Regions from separate parts of the Homo sapiens genome. Here region 2 is linked to region 1. Evidence: read pairs that join two places in POLR2A ChIA-PET (ENCODE). Cell type or tissue: PC-9. All regions are shown on one strand. Links, peaks and the distances in the headings refer to the core of each region. The heading gives the core; the rest is flanking DNA. Region 1 overlaps USP34 (ubiquitin specific peptidase 34). Region 2 has its middle 94 kb from the start of XPO1.

Region 1 (2,925 bases), core at 228-2,727:
TCTAAGACACTAATGTCTCAATTTTTCTTTTCTCTATATTAAAAGTTCTCATTTATTTTGTTGTATTTAGGAGTATTCCTATGAAGCTTTTCTTTTATACATGTTATTTTAATTCTTATTCTAAGTTATACTAATTCTATTCAAATATTTGGACTCTTATCAAGTTACAGCAAAAGCACTTTTTCATATTACTACATAGTCTTCACTACTGTAATTTTAACATGATGCATTATAACAATGTTTCCCAACTGAAGAGTTTAAAATTTTTCACTACTAAAAATCATGCTGTTGGGCATCCATATACTTACACTAGAATCGCTAAAACAGTATTACTGACATTAAAAGGGCAAACCAGCAGGGCACAGTGGCTCACGCCTATAATCCAGCACTTTGGGAGGCCGAGGTGGGTGGATCACGAGGTCAGGAGTTTGAGACCAGCCTGACCAATACGGTGAAACCCCGTCTCTACTAAAAATACAAAAAAATTAGCCAGGCATGGTGGTGGGTGCCTGTAATCCCAGCTACTCAGGAGGCTGAGACAGGAGAACTGCTTGAACCCGGGAGGCGGAGGTTGCAGTGAGCCGAGATCACGCCACTACACTCCAGCCTGGGCCACAGAGCAAGACTCCATCTCGAAAGAAAATAAATAAATAAGAAAATAAAAATAAATAAATAAAAGGATATATAATTTTTAAGAATCTTGGTAAAGATCTGTTAAACTGCCTTTCATAAGAATAATATTAAACAATGCCACTGCAATGTACAAGAATGCCATTTCCTCAGCACTGTCATCAGTATTAGGCATAATAGCTGGCTGAAAAACCTTTTTGGGGGTTCAGCATAGTTTTTTTTTTTTGTTGGTTTTACGGTCAGGGGTCAAGACATGAATGCCAACTGGCACACATCTCTTTGTTAAGAGCGCACAGCTCTCACATAGCTCTTGGCTGTGTGCTCTTACAAAGATCCTATTATGGTGGGGTTAACTAAACTTCCAGGAAAAAAAAAAAAAAAAAAAGGCCCATGGGCAGAGTGCCCATGCCAATCCATGTGTTCACGCCACTGAAAGGTGCTTCTCACAAATAAACCTTTTATTTTAGAATAAGCAGAACAATTTCAATACACCTCCCTCACCTAGTTTCCCCCACAGTTAACACTATTATGATGGTACATTTGTTGTGACTAAGGAAGCAACACAGGTACATTACTACTAACCAAACTCTCCACTTTAGATTTCACTTGTTTTGCCCTAATGTCCTTTTTTTTCCTTCCAGGATCCCATCTAGTATACATTACAGCTAGTCATTATGTCTTCTTAACTTCCTCTTGGCTGTGACAGTTTCTTAGATTTTCCTTGTTTCTAATGACCTTTACAGTTTCAAGGAATACTGGTCGGGTATTTCATAGAATGTCCCTCAATCTGAGTTTGTCTGATGTGTGTCATGGTTAGATTCAGGTTATAGGTTTTTGGAAGGAAGACCACAAGAGATGAAGTGCCCTTTGCCATCACGCCATATCAAGGGTACACACTATCAACCTCATTGATTACCAATGATGTTAATTAACCTTTATCACCCGGCTGAGTTGTACTGTAAAGTTTCTTCACTGTAAAGTTACTTCCTCCACACCCCATTCCTTGGAAGAAAGTCACTAAGCTCATACTCAATGAGTGAGGAATTAAGCTCCACCTCCTGGGGAGATGTGTACATATATTATATGGAATTCTTTTGTATGGGAGATTTGTTTACTCTCCATTTATTTATTCAATCATTTATTTCTACTAAGTATGGACTCATGAATATTTATTTTATCCTTGGGGTTATAATCCAGTGCTATGTTATTTTGTTACTCAAACTGTTCTGGCTTTGGCCATTGGGAGTTCTTTCAGGTTAGCTCTGTGTTTCTCTGACATACACCCACCATTTTGATTTTTGAGTACTTTCACTTTCTGACACTATAGGATATTCCACACACATCTTGTATATTCCCTGTCCCAGCCCTAAAATCAGTGATTTCTCCTAGGAGCCATGAATTCTTTTACTGGAGAATGGTGTTCTGAATCCAACATCTGGGCCAGGTGCGGTGGCTCACACCTGTAATCCCAACACTTTGGGAGGCAGAGGTGGGCGGATCACTTGAGGTCAGGAGATCAAGACCAGCCTGGTCAACACGGTAAAACCCTGTCTCTACTAAAAATACAAAAATTAGCTGAGTGTGGTGGCGTGCACCTGTTATCTGAGCTACTCAGGAGGCTGAGGTGAAAGAATCAGTTGAATTCAACAGGCAGAGGTTGCAGTGTGCTGAGACTGCACCACTGCACTCCAGCCTGAGCAACAGAGTGAGACTCTGTCTCAAAAAAAAAAAAAAAAAATTCAACATCTGGATACCAGACATGTTTATTGCTACTTAAGTATCAATGACTGTAGGGCCTTCTCAGCAAATAGATAGAAAATGTTTATAATAAGAAATTTAAAAATTAAATTTTCATTTTTTTGAACTATCAAAATAACATTTTCTATGTTTATTTCCAAGCAACTTTCTATTTTGTGAAATATTTTTGATATGTGTCTACCTGTCTAAGATCTTTTTTACTGGCTTGTGTACAACTTAAAGTGTTTATATAACTCATAATTTCAGCCAATATTTTCTCTCAGCTTATGTCTTTATTACCATTTTATCCTTAACCTTCTCAAAAGTTACTTTTAAGACAGGATTTTCAAACCTTTTTATTCCCTTCATTACTGCTGATCATGCCTTATCACTCTTATCAAGCAAGGAAACAAAAATGATAGTAGTGATGATGTTACCCAAGAAATAACATGGTTTCCTATCCTAAAAAAAAAAAAAAAAAAAAAAAAAAAAAAAGGAAATAACATCTCCAAGAATTTCGTAGTATACAACAATGGGCATGTCGTAGTTGCCTAAAAA
Region 2 (2,925 bases), core at 337-2,836, 410 kb after region 1:
TCATTGGTAATTTATATTTTATTTCTTTGATATATATTTTTTGAGACAAGGTCTTGCTCTGTTGCCTAGGCTGGAGTGCAGTGGCAGGATCACGGCTCATTCACTGCATCCTCCACCTCCCAGGCTCAAGTGATCCTCCTGCTTCAGTCTCGGGAATAGCTGTGACTACAGGCGTGCACCACCACGCCTGGCTAACTCTTCTGTTTTTTTGTAGAGACAGGGTTTTCTCCATGTTGCTCAGGCTGGTCTTGAACACTTGGGCTCAAGAGATTCTCCCACCTGGGCCTCAAAAAGTGCTGGGATTACAGGTGTGAGCCATCATGTCCAGTCCAGGCATTGGTGATTCATAACATTGAATCAGTTATCTGCTTTACACACTCTTTAAGTTAGGTAGGTTTTGTCAGACTTACATATATTGAGTAATACTTGCACTCAAAATTAAATTCATTCAAATAAAGACCATGGAAGAAAAAATAATTAGGTTTTCATCCAGTGGGAAAAAACTCTATACAAGAGTGATTCTTTACCTTTTTGAGTATGAGAATTCCAGATCTTTATGATTTCAAAAGTAATAATGTTCATTAAAAAAATTTAAACATTATAGAAAAGTATTCATTCATTCAGTAACTATTTATTTAGCACCTACTACCTATAAGACCCTGGACTAAGCCCTAGAGATGTAATAGTGAGCATAAAATAGATAATCTCCTATAAGCTCACCTTCTGGAAAAAGCATTATTAATAGTCTGGTGAAGTTTGTTCTAGACCTTGCACATGTCTGGATTCTAATTCAGGATGATAAGTCTGTGGCCCTGACCCTCCTTCTGAGGGTCCTAAGATAGGAACCACTGCTCTAGAGGTGTTAGATGAAATGTTTGGCTTCACAGACTTCTGCCTCTGCACTACATGTCACTGATAGTCAAGAACCTCCATGAGGCCAGGTGCAGTGGCTCATGTCTGTAATCCCAGCACTTTGGGAGGCCGAGGTAGGAGGATGGCTTGAGTCCAGGAGTTGGAGACCAGCCTGGGCAAGATAGTGAGACTCTGTCTCTACAAAAAATTCGCCCCACTAATTTTTTAATAATTCACATGGTGAAATGTGCTTGTAGTCCTAGCTACTTGGAAGGCTAAGGTGGAAGGGTTGCTTGAGCTCAGGAGTTTGAGGCTGCAGTGAGCTCTAATCACACCACTGTATTCCAGCCTGGGCAACAGAGCGAGACCCTGTCTCAAAAGAAAAACAACAGCAAAAGAATCTGCATGACTACCCTTGAGAAAAGTCTCTTGCAGTGGAATTCAAGGCCATGCCACAACAGACTTTGGCACCACGCCTCTTCCTGATGGGAGCCGTCTTCGTAAGAGGCCGTACAAAAGCAAGGGAGGACAAATGTTTCCTGCTGTCCCTTTAATCAGATGGTGGAGAATGGGGAAAATATCCTGTTTCAGATCCAGGGCAGCCAACAGGTATTTGATCACTTACTTCAGGGGTCCCCAACCACCACTGCAGACCGGTACCCGTGAGTAGCCTGTTAGGAACCGGCTGCACAGCAGGAGGTGAGAGGTGGGCAAGTGCTGGGCAAGTAAGCATTACCGCCTGAGCTCCTCTTCCTGTCAGGTCAGCATGGCATTCGATTCTCATAGGACCGCTAACCCTATTGTGAACTGTGCATGCGAGGGATCTCTGTGCATTCCTTTTAAGAATTTAATGCGTGAGAATAGTTTCATACCGAAACCACTTCCCACCCCATCCAGGAAAAATTGTCTTCCACGAAATCTGTCCCTGGTGCCAAAAAGGTTGGGGACTGCTGACTTAGCATCTTGGAGCCTTAGTCCAGGAAAGATTAAATGTTGAGATGAACATTCCAGTTATATTTGAAGAGAGAGGCGGTTTCATGTTGCTCTTAGGAGGAAATTACTGGAGCAGGTACACACCCACATAGTTTTGAGGACATTGTTCCTAAATCTCTGATATCATGCACATCTCCCATGTCAGAGATGCTCGTGGAAGTGTGCTGGGTGGAGCGTCTAGATTAGCTGTCTCTCATTACACCTTGTCTTTTGGGTTTCTAGGCATATAGTTTACAATCTAGCCTTGGGTTGTCATCCATGAGATCAATCTCCTGCAATTTTAATTTTTGTGCTTATAACTAAGTCTTCTTTAATGATGCTTTAATTGGGAATTTTGGCCTAAATATTCAAAAGATTTCATCGGAGAAACTTCAGGGAAAGTATCTTTTACAATATACATATTGGCAGTTTTGATTAAATAAATTATTTATGCCATCTGCTGGTCTTCTTAGGTCTCACTTTTTCATTATTAATTTTTTTTACATTTAACTTGTATTTATGCTATACACAAATGTGTCTAGAATAATCCTTCAATCAAACCCATAAATGTTTTATAAGGAAGGTACTGAGTTACAGAACTTGATTCTGACCCATACCATCTATTTTTAAAATTTCCCCGTCCAAGACTAATTTAAAAAGATATTTATATATTATTTAGGGGAGAGCAATTATTCTGTAGTATAGACTAAGATTGCTAAACAGTGTGTATTTTGGACTTCAAAGCCTTTATGAATATCAAAGAAGGTACATGATCCTGCTGAATAGTGAAGTTTGTCATCTCTACAAATGTAAAATAGCTCATTTAGCTAGAAATTCATTAAATGACTCTTCCTCCAAGAAAAAACTAACAAAGGTAACAAAGTCATTGCAACTGTTTTGTGTCCCCTTTGCCATCTGCCATCCCTCTATTCCTACCTGCCTCCTTCTAGTACATAGTCAGGTTGGAAGAATGTTTTAGGTAACCCATGATTGATGTTTCCCGATTAATTCATATATATGCCTCAGAGTACTATAGGAGACTAATGAGGAGCAAATCGATGTGCTGCTAGAACTCTCCAAATTGAATTTTGCGTGAGGGTA

Evidence for each region. ChIA-PET counts read pairs that join two places held together with the same protein. Peaks named below come from ENCODE experiments on the same cell type or tissue, not always from the same donor. Only the 100,000 strongest peaks of a DNase experiment are listed, where the experiment ranks them.
Region 2: POLR2A ChIA-PET joins it to region 1 with 11 read pairs; 3 of 35 experiments call an interaction of 5 or more read pairs at or near these places.

The regions. Positions count from the first base shown.
Region 1 is chr2:61,217,321-61,220,245 of GRCh38, forward strand. The region is part of intron 67 of USP34 (ubiquitin specific peptidase 34); the gene reads right to left. Among named protein-coding and RNA genes, the nearest start is that of C2orf74-AS1, 40 kb to the left of the region's middle. In PC-9, for the core only: no CTCF peak of the experiment used is centred there; DNase peaks (open chromatin) are centred at 1,341 and 1,651; H3K27ac peaks cover 1,663 bases.
Region 2 is chr2:61,631,165-61,634,089 of GRCh38, forward strand. No RefSeq gene overlaps it. Among named protein-coding and RNA genes, the nearest start is that of XPO1, 94 kb to the left of the region's middle. In PC-9, for the core only: a CTCF peak has its summit at 2,288 (motif pointing left); no DNase peak of the experiment used is centred there.